2 separate regions of the Homo sapiens genome follow, and region 1 is linked to region 2. The links are chromatin loops, found by intact Hi-C in ENCODE. Cell type or tissue: mesothelial cell of epicardium. All regions are shown on one strand. Region 1 has its middle 5.6 kb from the start of CFAP410. Region 2 overlaps TRPM2 (transient receptor potential cation channel subfamily M member 2).

The links. A loop is a pair of places that touch in the nucleus more often than their neighbours do. Peaks named below come from ENCODE experiments on the same cell type or tissue, not always from the same donor. Only the 100,000 strongest peaks of a DNase experiment are listed, where the experiment ranks them.
Region 1: it touches region 2 in a loop (19-fold over the local background); 5 of 110 quality-filtered maps call a loop at or near these places.

What each region holds. Positions count from the first base shown.
Region 1 is chr21:44,342,477-44,347,476 of GRCh38, forward strand. No RefSeq gene overlaps it. Among named protein-coding and RNA genes, the nearest start is that of CFAP410, 5.6 kb to the left of the region's middle. RefSeq lists enhancers at 1-241, 984-1,539, 2,662-3,164. In mesothelial cell of epicardium, no CTCF peak of the experiment used is centred here; no DNase peak of the experiment used is centred here.
Region 2 is chr21:44,399,063-44,404,062 of GRCh38, forward strand. It overlaps TRPM2 (transient receptor potential cation channel subfamily M member 2), which reads left to right. Exons shown (of 32, transcript NM_003307.4): 14 at 234-379; 15 at 1,197-1,309; 16 at 2,619-2,835. Among named protein-coding and RNA genes, the nearest start is that of TRPM2-AS, 24 kb to the right of the region's middle. RefSeq lists an enhancer at 3,042-3,965. In mesothelial cell of epicardium, no CTCF peak of the experiment used is centred here; DNase peaks (open chromatin) are centred at 269, 1,529, 2,239 and 2,549.

The DNA.
Region 1 (5,000 bases), 57 kb before region 2:
TATCTTTGTAGCGATCTTATTTAGGAATAAAATTGGAGGCAGGTTTGCCTGATGCATTTTCCAGCTGACTTTTCCCTTGACTTAGTGATTTTAAGGTCTTGAGCTTTATATTCCTTTCACACAGCTAAGCCTCAAACCATGTTTTAAAACTTTTTCCCCTTTCCCCTTTCCTCCTCCTCCACCCTAGTCTGAAGATGTAACTGAGACAAGCTGCTTGTGTTACCTTCCATCTTGAAATACAGCCTGGGAATGTGAACCTCCACTCCGTTCCCATCCTGTGCTCTCAGGCCTTATGCACATTTAGTTTACCTGGATGCCTGTTAAGCACACACCATGCTCACTTATCTGGTCATCTCTTTGCTTGGAAGCTTCAGGGGTCAGCTCCTGAAAGGGACCGGACACCTCATTCTGTCTCCAACAAGATTACTTCAAGGCCAGAACTCACTCTCGGCCTTGAAGTAATTGAGGACTAAACTCTGATTTTTCTTTTTTTATCTTGCCCAAATTCCTAAAGGGCATGGACAGTCATGCCCTACAAACCATAAATTCTCATCAGATGGGTTTTATTTAACCTTCTATATCGTGGTGTTGACAAAAAGAGTCAAACTCTGTAAAATATTTTAAGAGATTTATTCTGAGCCAGATATGAATGACCATGGCCCGTGACGCAGCCCTCAGGAAATCCTGAGAACATGTGTCCAAGGTGGTCGGGGCACAGCTTGGTTTTTTACTTTTTAGGAAGGCATGAGACAGCAATCTAATACATTTAAGAAATACGTTGGTTTGATTCAGAAAGGCGGGACAACTCAAAGTGGGGGCTTCCAGGCTATCGGTGAATTTAAACATTTTCTGGTTGACGGTTGAGTTTGTCTAAAGACCTGGGATCCATAGAAAGGAAATGCTCAGGTTCAGATAAAAGACTGTGGAGACCGCTGGGCACGGGGGCTCACGCCTGTAATCCCAGCACTTTGGGAGGCCGAGGCGGGCGGATCGCGAGGTCAGGAGATCGAGACCATCCTGGCTAACACGGTGAAACCCTGTCTCTACTAAAAATACAAAAAACAAACAAAAAAATTAGCTGGGCATGGGGGCGGGCGCCTGTAGTCCTAGCTACTCGGGAGGCTGAGGCAGGAGAATGGTGTGAGCCCGGGAGGCGGAGCTTGCAGTGAGCCGAGATTGCGCCACTGCACAGAAAAAAAGAAAAAAAAAGACTGTGGGGACCAAGGTTCTTTTGAAGTCTTTAATGGCTGCCCTTAGAGACAATCGATGACGAATGTTTCCTATTCACACCTTTAAAAGGTGCTAGACTCTCAGTTAATCTCGTCAGGATTGGGAGGGCCTGGAAGAAAAAGATCAAGCTATGTGAATAGAGATTCCTTCCAGATGCACATTTTCTCCCACAAAGGACGGCTTTGCAGGAGCGTCTCAAAATATGGCAGGAAACATGTTTCGGGGTAAAATATTTTGATTTTATTCCTTGTCATGTTATGCCAGAGTCAGATTGGAAAGTAAGTTATGACATATAGGGTTAAATAAAACCCGTCTGATGAGAATTTATGGTTTGTAGGGCATGACTCTCCATATCCCTTAGATAGGAATATAGGCAAGAAAAAAAATCAGAGCTGGCCAGGCGTGGTGACTCACACCTGTAATCCCAGCACTTTGGGAGGCCAAGACGGGCAGATCACGAGGTCAGGAGATTGAGACCATCCTGGCTAACATGGTGAAACCCCGTCTCTACTAAAAATACAAAAAATTACCTGGGCGTGGTGGTGGGCACCTGTAGTCCCAGCTACTTGGGAGGCTGAGGCAGGAGAATGGCGTGAACCTGGAGGGCGGAGCTTGGCAGTGAGCCGAGATCGCGCCACTGCACTCCAGCCTGGGCCACAGAGCGAGAATCCACCTCAAAAAAAAAAAAAAAAAAAATCAGAGCTTAGTCCTCAGGTTGGTGTAAGATGTGGGATGACAGAAAAGTCTCAGAGCAGTGCCTTCTGAGCTCTTCTACACCAAGCAGGCAGAATGTTCACTGCTAATGAGTCTGGAGCTGGTCCCCAGCAGTGGTAGGAAGCTTCCAACAGGCTCAGGCTGTGGGTGCTTGCAGGGGCACAGTGTGACGGCCACGGGCCTCAGAGCTCTGGTGGGCTCACGAAGGCTCCACTGGACCTACGTCACAGCCTTGGCCCCCTGCCCAGCCCTGGGCCTCCCTTCTTACAGGGGGTGAGTTAGGCACGCTGCTCCCCAGTAAATCTCAGGGGGCTACACACAGAGCCTGCTTCCCAGAGACACGCAGAGTGGGGGACACAGGAGCTTCCTGTCGAGTCTTTGAAGCAAGGCCACCACCGCCATCACCAGGCACACAGGGCCGACACCCGCTTTGTGGTTTCAGCCAGTGGGTCGGGGTTTCTGGCTTGCAGCTAGGGATACTGCTGAGGACAAGGTACCATGGATCAACCGCTGCTCCCTCCTGCCCTGACAGCTGGGAGCTCTGCAGGGCTCAGCAGGGCAGGCTCACCCCCAACTCATGCAAACGCTATCCTGATGACACCTGCTGCTGAGTCCCATGCGCCCCAGGCCCCGTCCTTGTCTCTTCTTTCCTCCACCACCTTCGCCCCATAGGTGACACCCCCAGTCCAGACCCCCTCCAGGCCGATACCCTAGTCACCTGCATTGCATAACAAATCACCCCCAGACTTAGCAGCTCACAATAGACATCGCTGTCTCCCGGTTTCTGAGGCTCAGGCATCTGGAGCAGCTGAGCTGCATGGCTGGGCTCAGCCTCCTGGGAGGGAAAGGGGGGCCGTCTCTGAGGACCTGGCTGAGGTCTCCTAGCTGCCCCACAAGCTGTCGGTGGGAGGCTTCGCTCCCTGCAACATGGCCTCTCACAACATGGCCTCCCAAGGAGTGAGGGATGAGGGGGGCAGGGAGAGGGGGAGAGGAGGAGAGGGAGACAAATGGAGAGTCAGCAAACATGTTCCGGAGCTGAAGTTTTCATGATCTCGGAGTGACCACCTCTCCCCTGCCCATGTTGCTGGCCTCGCCACCCACCTGGTACGACTCAGGGGCAGAACCTGGTCCACCCTGGAGGCTCTGGGCTCCACACCACATCCCTGAGGCAAACTTTGGAACTCCTCGGGTGGCAGGTGCAGCACACCCCTCCCAGATGCCCTTGGGAACTCGAATCTTCTCCCTTGGTCTCAGGAGCCAGTGCGGTGGGTAGCCTGCCTGACCCCCTGCTGACCGAGGACCTCCCCACCGGCTGGTGCTGCAGATGGTTCAGATTCCTGTGGCAGGTCAGAGCCAGGCCTGGGAGAAGGGACAGGCAGCACGTGTTGATTTACATTTTTTCAGTGTCCTGAGAGGTCTTCAGGCCTCGTGGTCATTTCCAGCTCCGTTCTCGTAATTGCCATTCTGGGAGCCATTGGCGCAAGGGCACCTGGCACAGAGAGTTTACAGTGGCCACGCTGGCTGCAGTCTTTACCCTGGCGTGGCATCCATCGCTGTCCTTTCACATTTTAAGAACAGTTCTGCTGTATATTTCCAGAATGCAGATGACTCTGTGGACTCCAGAGATGAAAAGAAACATGTCTGTTCCCTCAGCCTGAAGCCCTGCTCTAGACCAGGTGTCGGCAAACTGCAGCCCACTGGCTAGATTGGGCCCGCCATCTGTTTGCAAATAAAGGTTTTTCTTTCTTTCTTTCTTTCTTTTTGAGATGGAGTCTCACTCTGTCACCCAGGCTGGAGTGCAAGGGCCTGATCTTGGGTCACTGCAACCTCCCCATCCTGGGTTTAAGTGATTCTCCTGCCTCAGGCTCCTGAGTAGGTGGGACTATAGGTGTCAGGCCTCTGAGCCCAAGCTAAACCATCATATCCCCTGTGACCTGCACGTATACATCCAGATGGTCGGAAGTAACTGAAGAATCACAAAAGAAGTGAAAATGGCCTTAACTGATGACATTACCTTGATTCCTGCCTTAACTGATGACATTACCTTGTGAAATTCCTTCTCCTGGCTCAGAAGCTCCCCCACTGAGCATCTTGTGACCCCCACCCCTGCCCGCAAGAGAACAACCCCCTTTGACTGTAATTTTCCACAACCTACCCAAATCCTATAAAACAGCCCCACCCCTATCTCCCTTTGCTGACTCTCTTTTCGGACTCAGCCCACCTGCACCCAGGTGAAATAAACAGCCCTGTTGCTCACTCAAAGCCTGTTTGATGGTCTCTTCACACGGACACACGTGACAATAGGCATGCACCACCATGTTCGGCTAATTTTTTGTATTTTATTAGAGACAGGGTTTCACCATTTTGGCCAGGCTGATTTCAAACTCCTGGCCTCAACTAATCTGCCCGCCTCAGCCTCCCAAAGTGCTGGGATTACAGACGTGAGCCACCGTGCCCAGTCCGCAAAGTTTAATTAATATTAGTGCCCAGCTATACTGTATTTGTTCATTCTTGCATTGCTATTAAAAAACCCCTCAGATTGGGTAATTTATAAGGAAAGAGGCCTAACTGGCTTACGGTCCTGCAGGCTGTACAGGAGGCATGGTGGCTTCTGCTTCTGGGGAGGCTTCAGAAGCTTCCGATCATGATAGAAGGCAAAGCGGGCAGGTGTCTCACATGGCAGGAGTAAGAGAGAGAGACAGGGGCAGGTGCCACACACTTAAACGACCAGATCTTGCAAGAACTTACTCACTATTACGGGAACAGCACCAAGAGGATGGTGTTCAATCATTCATGAGAAATGCCTCCTTGATCCAATAACCTTCCACACTGTGGATTACAATTTTTTTGAGACAGAGTCTCGCTCTGTTGCCCAGGCTGGAGTTCAGTGGCACGATCTCGGTTCACAGCAACCTCTGTCTCCTGGGTTCAAGTGATTCTCCTACCTCAGCCTCCGAGTAGCTGGGATTACAGGCGCACACCACCACGCCTGGCTAATTTTTGTATTTTTAGTAGAGATGGGGTTTCACCATTGGACAAGGCTGGTCTTGAACTCC
Region 2 (5,000 bases):
GTCTGAGTTTTCTCCCTGTTGTCATTTTTGTAGAGGCAGTTCCAGCCCTACGTGCCCTCTCCCTGGGGTCCTCGTCCCTGGGCCTGGGTGTTTTGAGACACCAGCCCCACATTTGCCCTGTGCCCTTCCCTGTGTCCTGGTGGTGCTGTCCCGAGTGGTTGCCCTCTGACCCGTCCCCAGGGCTCAGTGATTGTGACCTGCTGCTCTGACGGGGCTCTCATATCTCCGCCCAGGGGTCTTCACCGAGTGCTACCGGAAGGACGAAGAGAGAGCCCAGAAACTGCTCACCCGCGTGTCCGAGGCCTGGGGGAAGACCACCTGCCTGCAGCTCGCCCTGGAGGCCAAGGACATGAAGTTTGTGTCTCACGGGGGCATCCAGGTGACCTCCCAAGAGCCCCTTCCAGAAACAGACGCCTGTGGTGCCTGCAGGGCGGACACAGCCTCCTGTTCGTGCAGTTGGCACGCACACTCACACAGGCTTCAGGGCCCTCAGCAGCTCGGGGACAGCGCCTGACCCCTCGGCCACCTGCTCCAGGCTCTGGCCTCCCATTTTGCAGATGGGGGGAAGCTAACATGAAGCAAAAGCAGGAGCTGGTGGCCATGGAGATCGCAATTCACCTCCCCATGGATGTTCCTACCTGGGAGCGGCAGGCAGAAGCCCAGGTGGCTCTGGGAACGGCGTCTGCCCTCTCTCCCTGGAGGGATAAGCGGGACACGGCGTGTCCTCCCTGGAGCAGCAGGGGCTCCCAGGCATGGCTGCCCTCAGCATCGCCCTGGAACCCCCGGCAGGGCCTGGCTCCCAGCGAGTGCCCCTTGCACGCTGGGCTTCCTTGGAGCGCCGAGCTATTGCCAAGTCCATGAGCTCCCGTCATGTCCTGGGCTGTGCCAGGCCTAGGGAGGCCTGGGGAAGGGTCCTGTCCCCCACTGCAGAGCTCAGAGGGGCCAGTGCTCTACAGCCTGCAACTGCGGGGCCTTCGAAGCCAGCAGAGATGGGGTCCCATAGCTTGAGGTCAGGTGAAAGGCGGGATTGGACACCCAAAGCCCCAGGGCAAGCTCTGTGTCTTCACCACTTTCTGCTGTGAGACTGCAGGCTAGCTCTGTCCACTAGGCACCCCGAGTCCTCAGCAGACAGCTGACGGGCACCATCTGGGGCACAGGGCTGGGCACTGCCATCCTGAGACTGCCCCCATCCGCAGGCCTTCCTGACCAAGGTGTGGTGGGGCCAGCTCTCCGTGGACAATGGGCTGTGGCGTGTGACCCTGTGCATGCTGGCCTTCCCGCTGCTCCTCACCGGCCTCATCTCCTTCAGGTGCTGCAGGGCTGCGGGGCTGCGGGACTGTGGGGCTGCGGGGCTGCGGGAGAGGCTCCTGGGGGCTCAGGATCTTCCCTAGATCCCCTCGCTGGGAGCAAGTCATGTGTCCTCAGAATTGTCCCTGGATCCTGGGGCTGTAGAGATGGGGGTGGGAAGCAGAGCAGGGCCCCACGTGCTGGAAGCACCTGCCTTGCCCCAGCCCCAGCACTGATCTCATGATGCTGATGAGCCCGTCCCTCAGCCACATCAGCCTGGGGTTGGGGAGGCCAGGAAAGATGGTCTCCTGCTCCTGCCGGCACTGTAGACCTGAGCCAGTCTGCGGCGTGGGCAGTTAGTGCAGGTCTGGGATGCGAGCAGCGAGCTGCGGCTGAGTGCCTCCCTGTCCTCGCAGCCGCAGAGCCTGTATTGATGGAATCGCTTTCCCTTATGAAGGAGGAGGACACGGCTGGCCATGGTTGAAGACCTGGCCTGGCCTGGTGTCCCCACCTGCACCTCCTCAGAGGCTTGCTGGGGCGTTGTGGGATCTGCTGTGTTTTACTGAGGGCTGGATGGAGGCTCAGGGTCTCCTGGGAGTCAGGGCAGATTCAAGACCCCAGCGAGGTGGCTGAGCCCCTTCTGCAACCCGCAGTCCACACTGCCTGCCTCCTTCCCTTTCTCCTCACGGCCAGGATGGGTACTTGAGTGTTCAGGAATCCTGGTGGGAAACTGAGGCAGGGAGGAGCGGCTCAGGTGTCCTAAAGCAGTGCTGGCTTCTCTCCTGCTCTCCCGAGGATGGCAGAGCCGTGTCACTGATGGCCGCCTCTGCTCCCGTTCCAGCGGCCCGGGGATAGGGACCTGGGATCAGGGCACACCACAGGGGGAGTGTGGTCAGCCCCACCCCCATTGAGGACGGCAAGGAAAGCCTGTCCCCATTTACAGGAGGGTGACTAAGGCCTGAGCGTCCACTGAGCACTGGGAGCTCTGAAGCTGGGGCCCACCCAAGGCTGGGCTTGGGGCAGGCTGGGCCTCCCTGTTTGCAGCCATTAAGGTCATGGCCATGGGCAGGGCGTCAGCGGGCATCCCTGTGTCCTCACTTTGCTGGGCTGTGGGGTCCAGCCCCACCCCGGTGGCTGTGTGTGAGGCTCCCAGGCTGTGCTGTGCCGGCTCCGCCTGTAGCTGCCGTTATGGCCCCGGATCCCTGAGTGCTTTTGCCTCTAAAAGCACATCTCTCTGAGGGGCACGGGGGATCACGGGGTGGCCAAAGCCTGTGGAGGTCAGGACCCTGGCCCTGGTGGTCACTGTCTCCTCTCTGCTGTGACGGCCGCAGGGAGAAGAGGCTGCAGGATGTGGGCACCCCCGCGGCCCGCGCCCGTGCCTTCTTCACCGCACCCGTGGTGGTCTTCCACCTGAACATCCTCTCCTACTTCGCCTTCCTCTGCCTGTTCGCCTACGTGCTCATGGTGGACTTCCAGCCTGTGCCCTCCTGGTGCGAGTGTGCCATCTACCTCTGGCTCTTCTCCTTGGTGTGCGAGGAGATGCGGCAGGTACAGCCCCACCCGCTTTTCCACGCCCCAGCCCGGGGCCACCCACTTGGCTGCATTCTCATAGGGGACCCATGGCTTAGAGCCCACCCCATCTAGCCTGCCCAGCTCCCTGCAAGCTGAGCAGAGCCGGTGTTTCCTCCCCAAAATGGGTGGCTGGGGCGCTGCCCTCCAAGCCCCTCCCTCCTCATGCCCCCTGCGCCTGCTTCCCTGCTTTCCCTCGGCCCAGGCATCCTTCCCTCCTGGAGACCGGCTGATCAGCTCAAGGTGGATGCCCTGACCTTGTGGACTATGAGTATGTCCCTTCCCCCAGGAAGAGCAGTGCAAGGTGTGGGGTCCCTAAGACCCCTCTCACGTTCAATAACGAGCCAGAAGGACCCACAGACGCTGGGGAGTGGCAATGCTCACTTATGGTTTATTAAGCAACAGTCTACAGACTAAACCAGCCAGGGGGAGGGACGCAGCTGCATCCAGGACAGCTCTGAGCCCAGGGCATCCGGCCAGTCCCTCCCTGTGGAGGTGTGGGTGGCACTCCATCCTCCCGGTGATGATGTGTGGCCTCATGCATGGAGGCACGTCCCCAGAGAGGCTCGCGGGCCTTGGTGTCTACTGGAGGTCAGTCACAGAGGCGAGGCTGACACCACATGGTTGACCTCAGTCTCCAGCCCTCCAAAGGTCAAACTGAAAACTGCCCGGGGCCCCACCCCAAATCACACTGTGGGACCACCTGGCATGGCCCAGGCCCCAGGAACAAAGACACCCTCATCAGGCGGACATTCCAAGGGCTCAGAGGCTATCTCCCTGGAGCTGGGCGAGGCCAAGCTGCCCCCCAGGTGGGGCGAATCCCTTACTGTGTGGGGTCTCCACTGTGCCCCCACGGTGCCTGCACCTGCTGGCAGCCGGTGAATGGGAACTAGGTCCTTGGAACCCTCAGGGCAGTGGTGAGGGGGTGGGGTCAGCCCACGGGGCAGTGGTCCTGGCTTAGACTTACCTCTGCTCTCTAACCTTGGTGGACCACCAGGCCCCCAGTTACCCCAGTTAGAAAGCAGTGTGCACTGTGTAAATACCACTGCCTACTGGGGCCCTGGGGGAGGCACCGGCGTCCCCAGGAAGGAAGATCAGGTCCAGGACTTGGCGGGGCCTGGGAGCTGTGCTGTGGCCCTGGCTCTGCTGGGCTCTCCTTGGCTCTCCTCTTGCCACAGGGCTTCTGCCACCAGACCCTCTCTACAAGGGGCCAGAGGCCTCCATGCACCCCCAGCCCCAGCCCCATGGGCAGCAGCCTGAGAGCAGAGGGGGCACTTCCTTCTCCCTGCATCTGTCTGTGATCCAGGGAGGGCCCTGGTTGGTCCTGCTGGTCACCTGCCCCACCTGTCCAGCTGCTGGGTCCTGGGGCCTGGGGCTAGGGAGGGTGTGGGGACTCCTGCCAAGTAGGCCAAATGGGGGCTCCCACAGCCCCTGCCAGGTCCTGCACTCTTGGCCTGCTAAAGAAACAGTGTGGCCCCTGACAGAACAAAGATCCTTGTGGGAAGGCAGCTGGCGCCTGACATTGAGGGCGCTGCTCCAACACACACACACATGCACACACATGCATACACATACAGGTACATGCACACACATGTACACATGCACACAAATGCACACACACATAGGCACACACACATACATACATGCATATGTACACACATACATGCACACACATGCACACAGTACACACATAGGCACACACATTCATGCATATGTATACACACATGCACACATGCACACACATGCATACACACATGCATACACATACATGCACACATATACACATGCATACACACATATGCATGGACACACATACATGCATATAGAGATGCACACACATGCATACACATATACATGCATGCACACATACAAATATACACAGATAAACACATGTATACACATGCACACACATGCATACACACATTACACGTGTGCATACACACAAATATACACATACATACACATGCACATACATATACAGCACACACATGCATACACACATACACATGTACACAATATACACATACACATATGCACACATACATACACACATGCACATACACATGCATACACACATACACATACACACATGCACATACACAAATATACACATCACCCAAGCACATATACACATATACATACAT